Linked DNA regions of Homo sapiens: region 1 is linked to region 2. The links are chromatin loops, found by intact Hi-C in ENCODE. Cell type or tissue: CD4-positive, alpha-beta T cell. All regions are shown on one strand.

Region 1 (5,000 bases), 160 kb after region 2:
CAATTTGAGTTTCAGTGTGATGTTTCCTCATGGATTCAAGCTATGCATTTTTGGTAGAATGCCACAAAAGTGATGTGTCCAGATCGGACGCAGTGGCTCACATCTGTAATCCCAGCACTTTGGGAGGCCAAGGTGGGTGGATTACCTGAGGTCAGAAGTTGGAGACCAGCCTGGCCAATATGGCGAAACCCTGTCTCTACTAAAAATATAAAAATTATCTGGGCATGGTGGTGGGCACCTGTAATCCCAGCTACTCGGGAGGCTGAGGCAGGAGAATCACCTGAACCTGGGAGGCGGAGGTTGCAGTGAGCCAAGATCACGCCATTTCACTCCAGCCTGGGCAACAAGAGGGAAAAAAAAAAAAAACAACCACAAAAAATTAGCTGGGTGTGGTGGCACGTGCCTACTTGGGAGGCTGAGGAAGGAGAATTGCTTGAGCCCGGGAGCCCAGGAGGTGACAGAGCTAGACTCTGTCTCCAAAAAAATCAGTGATGCATCCTTCATAGTGTATCATCTCAGGAGGCACATAAATCCTAGTTGAGCCAATACCAATGATATTAATTCTGCTTACTTGATTAAGGCATTGTCTGTCAAATCTCTCCATTATAAAGTTACTATTTTTCCTCTTTGTAATTACGTATATCTTGATTCAATTCGTTTTTTTTTTTTTTTTTTTTGAGACAGAGTCTCGCTGTGTCGCCCAGCCTGTAGTGCAGTGGCGTGATCTCGGCTCACTGCAACCTCCGCCTCCCGAGTTCAAGCGTTTCTCCTGCTTCAGCCTCCTGAGTAGCTGGGACTACAGGTGCATGCCACCACACCCAGCTAATTTTTATATTTTTAGTAGAGATGGGGTGTCACCATGTTGGCCAGTATGATCTTGATCTCCTGACCTCGTGATCTGCCTGCCTCCGCCTCCTAAAGTGCTGGGATTACAGGCGTGAGCTACTGTGCCCGGCCAATTTGTTTGTTGTTGTTGTTGTTTTTTGGAGACAAGGTCTTGCTCTGTTGCCCAGGCTGGAGTACAGGCATGAACATAGCTAACTGCAGCCTCAACCACCTGGGCTCAAGCAATCCTCCCACCTTGGTCTCCCAAGTAGCTGGGACCACAGGCGCATGTCACTATACCCAGCCAATCTTTTTATCTTTTTGTAGAGACAGGGTCTTGCTTTGTTGCCCAGGCTGCTCTCGAACTCCTGGGCTCAAGCAATCCTCCCACCTTTGCCTCTCAAAAAAATGCTAGGATTACAAATGTGAGCCACTGCACCCAGCCTGATTCTGTTTTTGTGGGTTTTTTTTTTTTTCTTTTGAAACAGAGTGTCACTTTGTTGCCCACCCAGGCTGGAGTGCAGGGCGATCTCGGCTCACTGCAACCTCCACCTCCTGGGTTCAAGTGATTGTCCTGCCTCAGTCCCCCAAGTAGCTGGGATTATAGGTGCACCCTACCATGCCTGGCTAATTTTTGTATTTTTTAGTAGACAGGAGGTTTTGCCATGTTGGCCAAACTTGTACTGTTGACCTCAAGTGATCCGCCCACCTCGGCCTCCCAAAACGCTGGGATTACAGGTGTGAGCCACCGCACCCAGGCCTGACAGCCCTGATTCTGTTTTTAAGAATAGTTTCTGGAGCAAGAATTGTTTCTGCGGGGGCGGGGAAAGAATAGTTATAGGGCAAGTTGCTTGTAATCCTGCCACTTTGGGAGGCTGAGACAGGAGGATTATTTGAGCCTAGGAGTTCAAGACCAACCTGGTCAACAAATCAAGACCCTGCCTCTACAAAAAAATCTAAAAATTAGCTGGGTAGGGTGGTGTGCACCTGTGGTTTCAGCTACTCGGGAGGCTGAAGTGGGAGGATCACTTGAGCCCAGGAGTTCAAGACTACAGTGACCCCATGATCACATCACTGGACTCTAGCCAGGGCAACAGAGCAATTCCCTGTCTCTTTTTTTAAAAAAATATAGTTATAGGATAATTCAGGTTTTGTTTTTCATCTTGAGTTAGTTTTTGGTAGGATCTAGGAAAGGGCAGATGTCTTCAGGAGTTCATTTGATCCTTTACATTGATTGTGAATGAGTGAGCAGAGAGAGATGAGCAAACAGGCCAATTGGAGATTTCAAGGGAGATCTTTGTTTTTACTGGCAAGTTTGCAGTTACCCCTTTTCACCACTAGATGGTAGTGCCTAACAGAGCTTATAACTGCACGTGTTCAAAGGCTGATGAAAAAATAAAATTCAATTTTATGATGATATTTATTAAAATGTAATTCTGTCTACATGATCTTATAATATTCATTTAGGAACTGTAAATGATTATATCATTAAATGCATTAAATATGTTTATGAAATAAGTTTTGTAAAAGGTTTGTAGACTACTAGTAAAATGAAAAATCTGACAGGTTTTTAAAAATGTTCCTAAGATTGTGGTTAGAAACTAGAGAATTAATATGCAATAGACCTTTATCTCAGAATTACTTGGAATTGAGGATAATTTTGTTAGTCAGGGCTCCCAATGGGCTAGAATCTTTAACACATCATATTGTGCTTACTTTTCCTAGCATGAACAAGGCTCAGTTATGATGTTTGAGCACCTTATTAATTCTAATGGAATTAAGCCTGTCATGGAACAATATGGTCTCATCCCTGAAGAAGATATTTGCTTTATAAAGGAACAAATTGTAGGACCACTTGAATCACCTGTCGAAGATTCATTGGTAAGTTTATGTACAGCTTAATTTTAACTGACTGGTGCTTTTCATCTAGCCTTTTCATGATTCCTTCTGAGTTATACATTTGGCTATTTTAGAGGCTAAATGATAAAATATGAGTTCTATGTTTCTACTGTTTAATGCAAAAAATAAAAGGCTTATATTTTTTTCTACCTCTCAACTGAATTAGTTAGAAGTTACTTCCCAAAAATATATATACAGAAATTCTTTTTAGAGACAGGGTCTTACTCTGTCACACAGGCTGGAGTGCAGTGGCACAATCTCAGCTCACTGCAACTTCCACCTCCCAGGCTCAAGCGATCCTCCTACCTCAGCCTCCTGAGTAGCTGGGACCACAAACGTGCACTACCATGCCCAGCTAATTTTTGTATTTTTTGTAGAGATGGGGTTTTGTCACGTTGCCCAGGTTAGTCTTGAAATCCTGAGCTCAAGTGATCTGCCCAGCTCTGCCTCTGAAAGTGCTGGGATTACAGGTGTGAGCCACTGTGCTTGGCATAAATTCTTTTCTTTTCTTTCTTTCTTTCTTTTTTTTTTTTTTTTTTTTTTTGAGATAGAGTCTTACTGTGTTGGCCAGGCTGGAGTACAGTGGCATGATCTCAGCGCAGTGCAACCTCTGTCTCCCAGGCTCAAGCAATTCTTCTGCTTCAGCCTCCTGAGTAGCTGGGATTACAGGTGTGTGCCACCACGCCCGGCAAATCTTTGTATTTTTAGTAGAGACGGGGTTTCACCATGTTGCCCAGGCTGGTCTCAAACTCCTGACCTCAGGTGATCCACCCGCCTCAGCCTCCCAAAGTGGTGGGATTACAAGCGTGAGCCGCCACCGCGCCCGGCCATAAATTCTTTTTTAGTGAATATATATGCAGTATTTTATTCATTAAAAAAAATTTTTTTTTTTGGAGATGTGGTCTCACTATGTTGCCTAAGCTGGTTTCGAACTCCTGGGCTCAAGTGATTCTCCCACTTTGGCCTCCCAAAATACTGGGATTGCAGGCGTGAGCCACCATACCTGGCCTGCAGTATTTTATATAGAAGCCTAAAGTAACTTTGTTTGGAATGTAAATGTGTATGTTTTATTTAACCATTAAAATGAACATATTTGGCCAGGCTCAGTGACTCATGCCTGTAATCCCAGCACTTTGGGAGGCCATGATGGGAGGATCACTTGAGCCCAGGAGTTTGAGATCAGCCTGGGTAATACTGAAACCCTGTCTCATGCCTGTAGTCTCAGATGCTTGGGAGGCTGAGGCAGGCTGCAGTGATCTGTGATTGTGCAACTGCACTCCAGCCTGGGCAACAGAGCTAGATCCTGTCTACAAATTTAAAAAAAAATCATATTTGAAATATTTATAGGAAGATCTACAAAAAAGTTGAACCAGTTCAATGGAAAATCTGTTTTGTTTCCTTTTTGATCTTTTGTATTTTTTTAATTAAAAATAAAGTTGGGAAATAATTTCCCCCTGAGATTTTTAGGGCTGTTTCCTCAAATATATACAAGTGTACTTACAGTATAAGATAAACAGATGAGTTTTGTAGCAAATATCCTATTTCCAAAAAAGTGGAGCTCAAAGAATACATTCAACAATGCATATTATTTAGACTAGGTATGTAGCTACTTTGAAAGATAGTACTGTTTTAATGCATGAATTCAAGCATTGTTAGTTTATTATTAGATTTTATATTATTTATTTATTTATTTTTGAGACGGTGTCTTGCTCTGTTGCCCAGGCTAGAGGGCAGTGGCACAACCTCAGGTCACTGCAACCTCCGCCTCCTGAGTTCAGGCGATTCTCCTGCCTCAGCCTCCTGAGTAGCTGGGAGTACAGGCACTTGCTACCATGCCCAACTAATTTTGTGTTTTTAGTAGAGACAGGGTTTCACCATCTTGGCCAAGCTGGTTTCAAACTCCAGACCTCGTGATCCGCCCTCCTCGGCCTCCCAAAGTGATGAGATTACAGGCGTGAGCCACCATGCCTGGCCTAGATTTTATATTTTTCAAAAACTTATAAACCAAGAAAACACAAAAGTTGTTGGTTTTGGGAAATGTAATAGAGTTCAGATCTTTTCAGTGGCACAAGAAAATGTGGTAACAATAGGGTATCATATACCTTAGCATTTCTTTTCCCTTTCTACTAGTTTTGAAATGAAGTGGAAGAAAGAAAGAATAGAACCTTCTAGTTTATCTCATATTCCCAGTCAGGTATCTGTTTATATTTTACAGATTAATAAAATTGCTTTGCTTTGTTTATAAATAGATTTGGTGCCTATCCTAAAACTTCCAG
Region 2 (5,000 bases):
TTTTATATTTTTTGTAGAGACGGGTCTCACCATGTTGCCCAGGCTGGTGTTTTTTCTTTTTAAAACATAAATTATACTATATGTGTTGCTCTACAGTTATTTTTCTTTATATTTTGGAAATTCTTCCATATCAGCATATGTAGTTCTACCTCATTAATTTTTTTAATGATACTAGGATATTTTAGGGTATAAGGATCTTTCATCTATTTAGCCATGCCTTATGGCCATTTCGATTGTATCCAGTCCTTTGTAGTTGCGGACAAATAAACATCATTGTAAAGATGATATTTCTGATAAATTCCAAAAATATGTATGATTCCTAAAAATGGGTCAAAAGATGTATCTTTTTTGGTCAGGCCCAGTGGCACACACCTGTAATCCCAGCACTTTGGGAGGCCAAGGCGGGCAGATCTCTTGAACCCAAGAGTTCAAGACCAGCCTGGGCAACAGGGTGATACCCTGTTTCTACAAAGATTAGCCAGGCATGGTGGTGCATGCCTGTAATCCCAGCTACTCGGGAGGCTGAGGTGGGAGAATCACTTGAACCCAGGAGGTGGAGGCTGCAGTGAGTTATGATGATGCAACTCTACTCCAGCCAGGCTGGTAAAGCAAGACCCACTCTCAAAAAAAAAAAAAAATCCATTAAAAATAATTACAAACTTATGAAAAAAAAGAAAACTAAGTCTTTTTAAAATGTAGATTGATATTCTCAAAGTCCCTTTCCCCCAAAATGTTTATTTTTTTTTGAGCTAGAATCTTGCTCTGTTGCCCAGGCTGGAGTGCAATGCACGGTCTCTGCTCACTGCAGCCTCCTCCTCCTGGGTTCAAGTGATTCTCCTGCCTCAGCCTCCCCAGTAGCTGGGGCTACAGGTGCATGCCACCACACCCACCTGTATTTTTTTTTTTTTTTTTTTTTTTTGTATTTTTAGTAGAGACGGGGTTTCGCTATTTTGGCCAGGCTGATCTTGAACTCCTAACCTTGTGATCCATCCACCTCGGCCTCCCAAAGTGCTAGGATTACAGGTGTGAGCCACCGCGCCCAGCCTGTTTTTATCTTTTTTATTTTTTGTTTGTGTTTTTTGAGACAGGGTCTCACCTTGTCACCCAGGCTGGAGTGCATTGTCGCGATCTCTGCTCACTTGCAACCTCCGCCTTCTGGGCTCAAGTGATCCTCCCACCACGCCCTCCTGAGTAGCTGGGACTACAGGTGCATTTCATCACGCTCAGGTAATTTTTGTATTTTTAGTTGAGACAGGATTTCACCATGTTGGCCAGGCTGGTCTCAAACTCTTGGCCTCAAGTGATCCACCCGCCTCAGCCTCCCAAAGTGCTAAGATTACAGGCATGAGCCACCGCGCCCAGCCTTCCGCAAAACGTTTTTAAGTGTCAAATTTTTAATGCTAAAAGAGCAGTTACCCAGCATCAATGTGTTCATTCAGAGAAATAAACAAAAATTTCAAATGATTTTGTTTGCTTTGACTTATAATAATTTGGGCTGTTTTCAAAATTTCAACTTAAATATAATTTTTTTAACTTTTATTATTATTTGAGTCAGGGTCTTACTCTGTTGCCCAGGCTAGAGTACAGTAACATGATCTCAGCTCACTGCAACCTCTGCCTCCCAGATTCAAGCAATCCTCCCACCTCATCCTCCCAAGTAGCTGGGACTACGGGTGTGTGCCACTATGCCCAGATAATTTTTGTAGCTCTTTTTTTTTAGAGATGGGGTTTCACCATGTTCCCCAAGCTGGTCTTGAAGTCCTGAGCTCAAGTGATCCACCCATCTTCGCCTCCCAAAGTGCAGGGATTACAGGGGTGAGCCACCACACCTGGTCCCATCTCTAGATTATTTATACCTAATACAATGTAAATACTATGTCAGTAGTTGTTACACTGTATACTTTAGGGAATAATCACAAGAAATGAAGTTGGTACATGTTCAATACGGACACAACCATCCTTTTTTTCCAATTATTTTTGATGTGTGGTTGGTTGAATCCATGGATGTGGAACTCACAGATATGGAGGGTAAACTCTAGAGAGAGAGAGAGTGTGTGTGTGTGTGTGTTTGTATGTGTATGGTGTTGGTGGTGGAGTAAAATATATATAACATAAAATTCATAAAGTTGACAATTTTTAAGTTCAGCATACCTTCACCTTCACATTGTTCAACCAACACCACCACCATTTCCCGAACTTTCTTATCTTCCCAAACTATACACATTAAATGGTAACTCAGCTGTTTAGCTGTTAGTCCAGCCCAGCTCTGCCTCAGTGAACTATGCTGTGCTCTGCTCCACTGAGGTGCAGGGCTGACTGTATCATCACCAGCAGGGGGGATGGCTGGCCCCAACCTGAGGAGGAGAAAAAGAAGGAGGTACGCAGGTCCCTGGGGTTTCTGGTTGTATTCTTGTCCCTAGGCCCCTGCGTTGTCCCTTAGTGAGGGAGAAACCTTATGATCCTGGCCCAGCCTTGCAGGCTCCCCCGGCATAGAGACACATGCTCTGTGCTGTCTTCTAGGGGCTGCTGCTGCCCTATGTCTCCTGGCCAGTTGACATTTTGGCAACCATGAAGTGACCTGAAGCGAGCCTCCATTTACTGATATTATAATTGGAGCCTTGGTACCATTCACCCAATCTCGCTGAGCCAGCAGGGGTCTCTGGTGAGTCTCCTCTCAGATTTCAAATCTTCCTAATTTTGGTTTGAGATTCATACTTTGTTCAAGCAACCAATTCCACACTTGATGGAGCTGGAATTAAAGTTCTGCTTCTAAGGACACAATCATAGACACTGGTTATTTTACCTAGGCTTTGATTGGAATGGCAAATTTTCAGATATGACCAGACTGCTTTAAAACATTGAGGTTGTTTTTGTTTTGTTTTTGTTTTTTAGAGACAGGCTTTTACTCTGTTGCTCAGGCTGGAGTGCAATGGCATGATCATAGCTCACTGCAGCCTCAAACTTGGGGGGGTCAAGCTGTCCTCTTGCCTCAGTGACCTAAGTAGCTGGGGCTATAGGTGCATTCCACCATGCCTGGCTAAGTTTTTGTTTTGTTTTGTTTTTTGTCTTTTCTTAGAGACTGGGTCTGGCTTTGTTGCCCAGGTTGGTCTTGAACTTCTGGCTTGAGGAGATCCTCCTGCCTTTGCCTCCCAAAGCACTAAAGCACTGGGATTACAGGTGTGAGCCACCGCACCAGCCAAGGTTTACTTTATAGAGCTGATAAAAAAGATTTGGGAAGATTGACTCGCCATTGCAGAACAATCATGTATTTGGGTCATGTTTAAGTCAATATCTCACACCATTAGGAAGGTTCATTCCTAAGAAGTTGAGTCTCATGGAGGGGGGAATATTACAAAGGACCAAAGCTGAATTTTAAACAAGAGAGAAGTGGTCCTGGAAACTGTTTCAGACTACATGACTGTCCCTTTGATCAAAGCAATTCCTTGAGCAATCATTATTGTTCAAAGGTTCCCTAACAAGGTCCCTGACCTTGCAGTAAGTAAAAGATGTCACTTTCTGACAAGCCCAGGAACCTCAAGATATTTTTGGGGACTTCAGGAAGAGAGGATTTCACCCAATGCATACAGGTATTATGGGAACAGTCTGATGATGGATCCTTGGCTTGACTTCTTAGCCTCAAGGCTTTTAAAAGTCTAATCCAAAATTCCTTATGAATGTTCCAACAAAACCAACTTAAAAGAGCCTAGGTGGCCACTCACTATTCTTATTGCCCCCTATGCAAAGAATCAGGCCAAATATATTACTAAACCTTATTTTGAAAGTAGATTGCGAGCCAGGCGTGGTGGCTCACACCTATAATCCCAGCACTTTGGGAGGCCTAGGCGGGTGGATCTATTGAGGTCAGGAGTTCGAGACCAGCCTGGCCAACATGGTGAAGCCCTGTCTCTACTAAAATTATAAAAATTTGCTGGGCGCAATGGTGGGTGTCTGTAATCCCAGCTACTTGGGAGGCTTAGAAACGAGAATCACCTGAACCCAGGAGGTGGAGGTTGTAGTGAGCCGAGATCGCACCACTGCACTCCAGCCTGGGCCACAAAGTGAGATTCCATCTCAAAAAAAAAAAAAAGAGAGAGAGAGTAAATTGCGGCGGGACCAGGCACAGGCAGCATTTTGGGAGGCCAAGATGGGCAGATCACTTGAGGCCAGGAGTTAGAGACCAGCCTGGCCAACACAGTAAAGCCCCATCTTTACCAAAAATACAAAAAACAGCCGAACATGGTGGTGCTTGCCTGTAATCCCAGCTACTTGGGAGGCCAAGGCAGGAAAATTGCTTGAACCCAGTGGACAGAGGTGGCAGTGAGCCAAGATTGCCACTGCACTCCAGCCTAGGCAACAGAGCGAGACTCTTGTCTCAAAAAATAAAATCAAATAAATAAATAAAATAAATATTTTTAAAAAGAAAGTAAATTGGTCCCACTAAGATTAATCTTTGGTAAAAATGGGGAATTGAAGAGGAAAAAAAAAAGTACATTCTATCAAAATTATAGCATACCTATTATTAAATTCCAGCCTTGACTATTTTTTTAAATTTATTATTTGCATAGAATTTGGACTAAGTCCTGAATTCTTTCCTGTCTGCAAGTCTTGAAATTGATGTTTCTAAATTTTTCTCCCACTTTTCTGACTTGAAATCACTAAAATTAAAACTGCTTTTTCCTGAAGCCTGGCAAACTGAAACTGGACAATTTTACGTAAACTTCAGAAAAGTCACCATAGTAGCTTACATATAGAAACCTTTGTGGGCTGGGCGTGGTGGCTCATGCCTGTAATCTCAACGCTTTGGGAAGCCGAGGTGGGAGGATCGCTTGGGAGGGAGCCCAGGAGTTCAGGACCAGCCTGGGCAACATAGTAAGAGACTACTTTTTAGTCTCTACAAAAAAATTTTACAAAGAATGTTAGTGAAGTGTGGTGATATGCACCTGTAGTCCCAGCTATCTTGGGAGGCTGAGGTAGAGGATCACTTGAGCCCAGGAGTTCCA

The links. A loop is a pair of places that touch in the nucleus more often than their neighbours do. Peaks named below come from ENCODE experiments on the same cell type or tissue, not always from the same donor. Only the 100,000 strongest peaks of a DNase experiment are listed, where the experiment ranks them.
Region 1: it touches region 2 in a loop (4-fold over the local background); 2 of 110 quality-filtered maps call a loop at or near these places.

The regions. Positions count from the first base shown.
Region 1 is chr20:36,917,070-36,922,069 of GRCh38, reverse strand. SAMHD1 (SAM and HD domain containing deoxynucleoside triphosphate triphosphohydrolase 1) reads left to right here. Exons shown (of 16, transcript NM_015474.4): 7 at 2,551-2,706. Among named protein-coding and RNA genes, the nearest start is that of SAMHD1, 32 kb to the left of the region's middle. In CD4-positive, alpha-beta T cell, CTCF peaks have their summits at 1,947 and 2,153 (motif pointing right); a DNase peak (open chromatin) is centred at 2,149.
Region 2 is chr20:37,079,550-37,084,549 of GRCh38, reverse strand. The region is part of intron 2 of RBL1 (RB transcriptional corepressor like 1); the gene reads left to right. Among named protein-coding and RNA genes, the nearest start is that of RBL1, 14 kb to the left of the region's middle. In CD4-positive, alpha-beta T cell, CTCF peaks have their summits at 2,448 and 2,653 (motif pointing right); a DNase peak (open chromatin) is centred at 2,659; H3K27ac peaks cover 324 bases.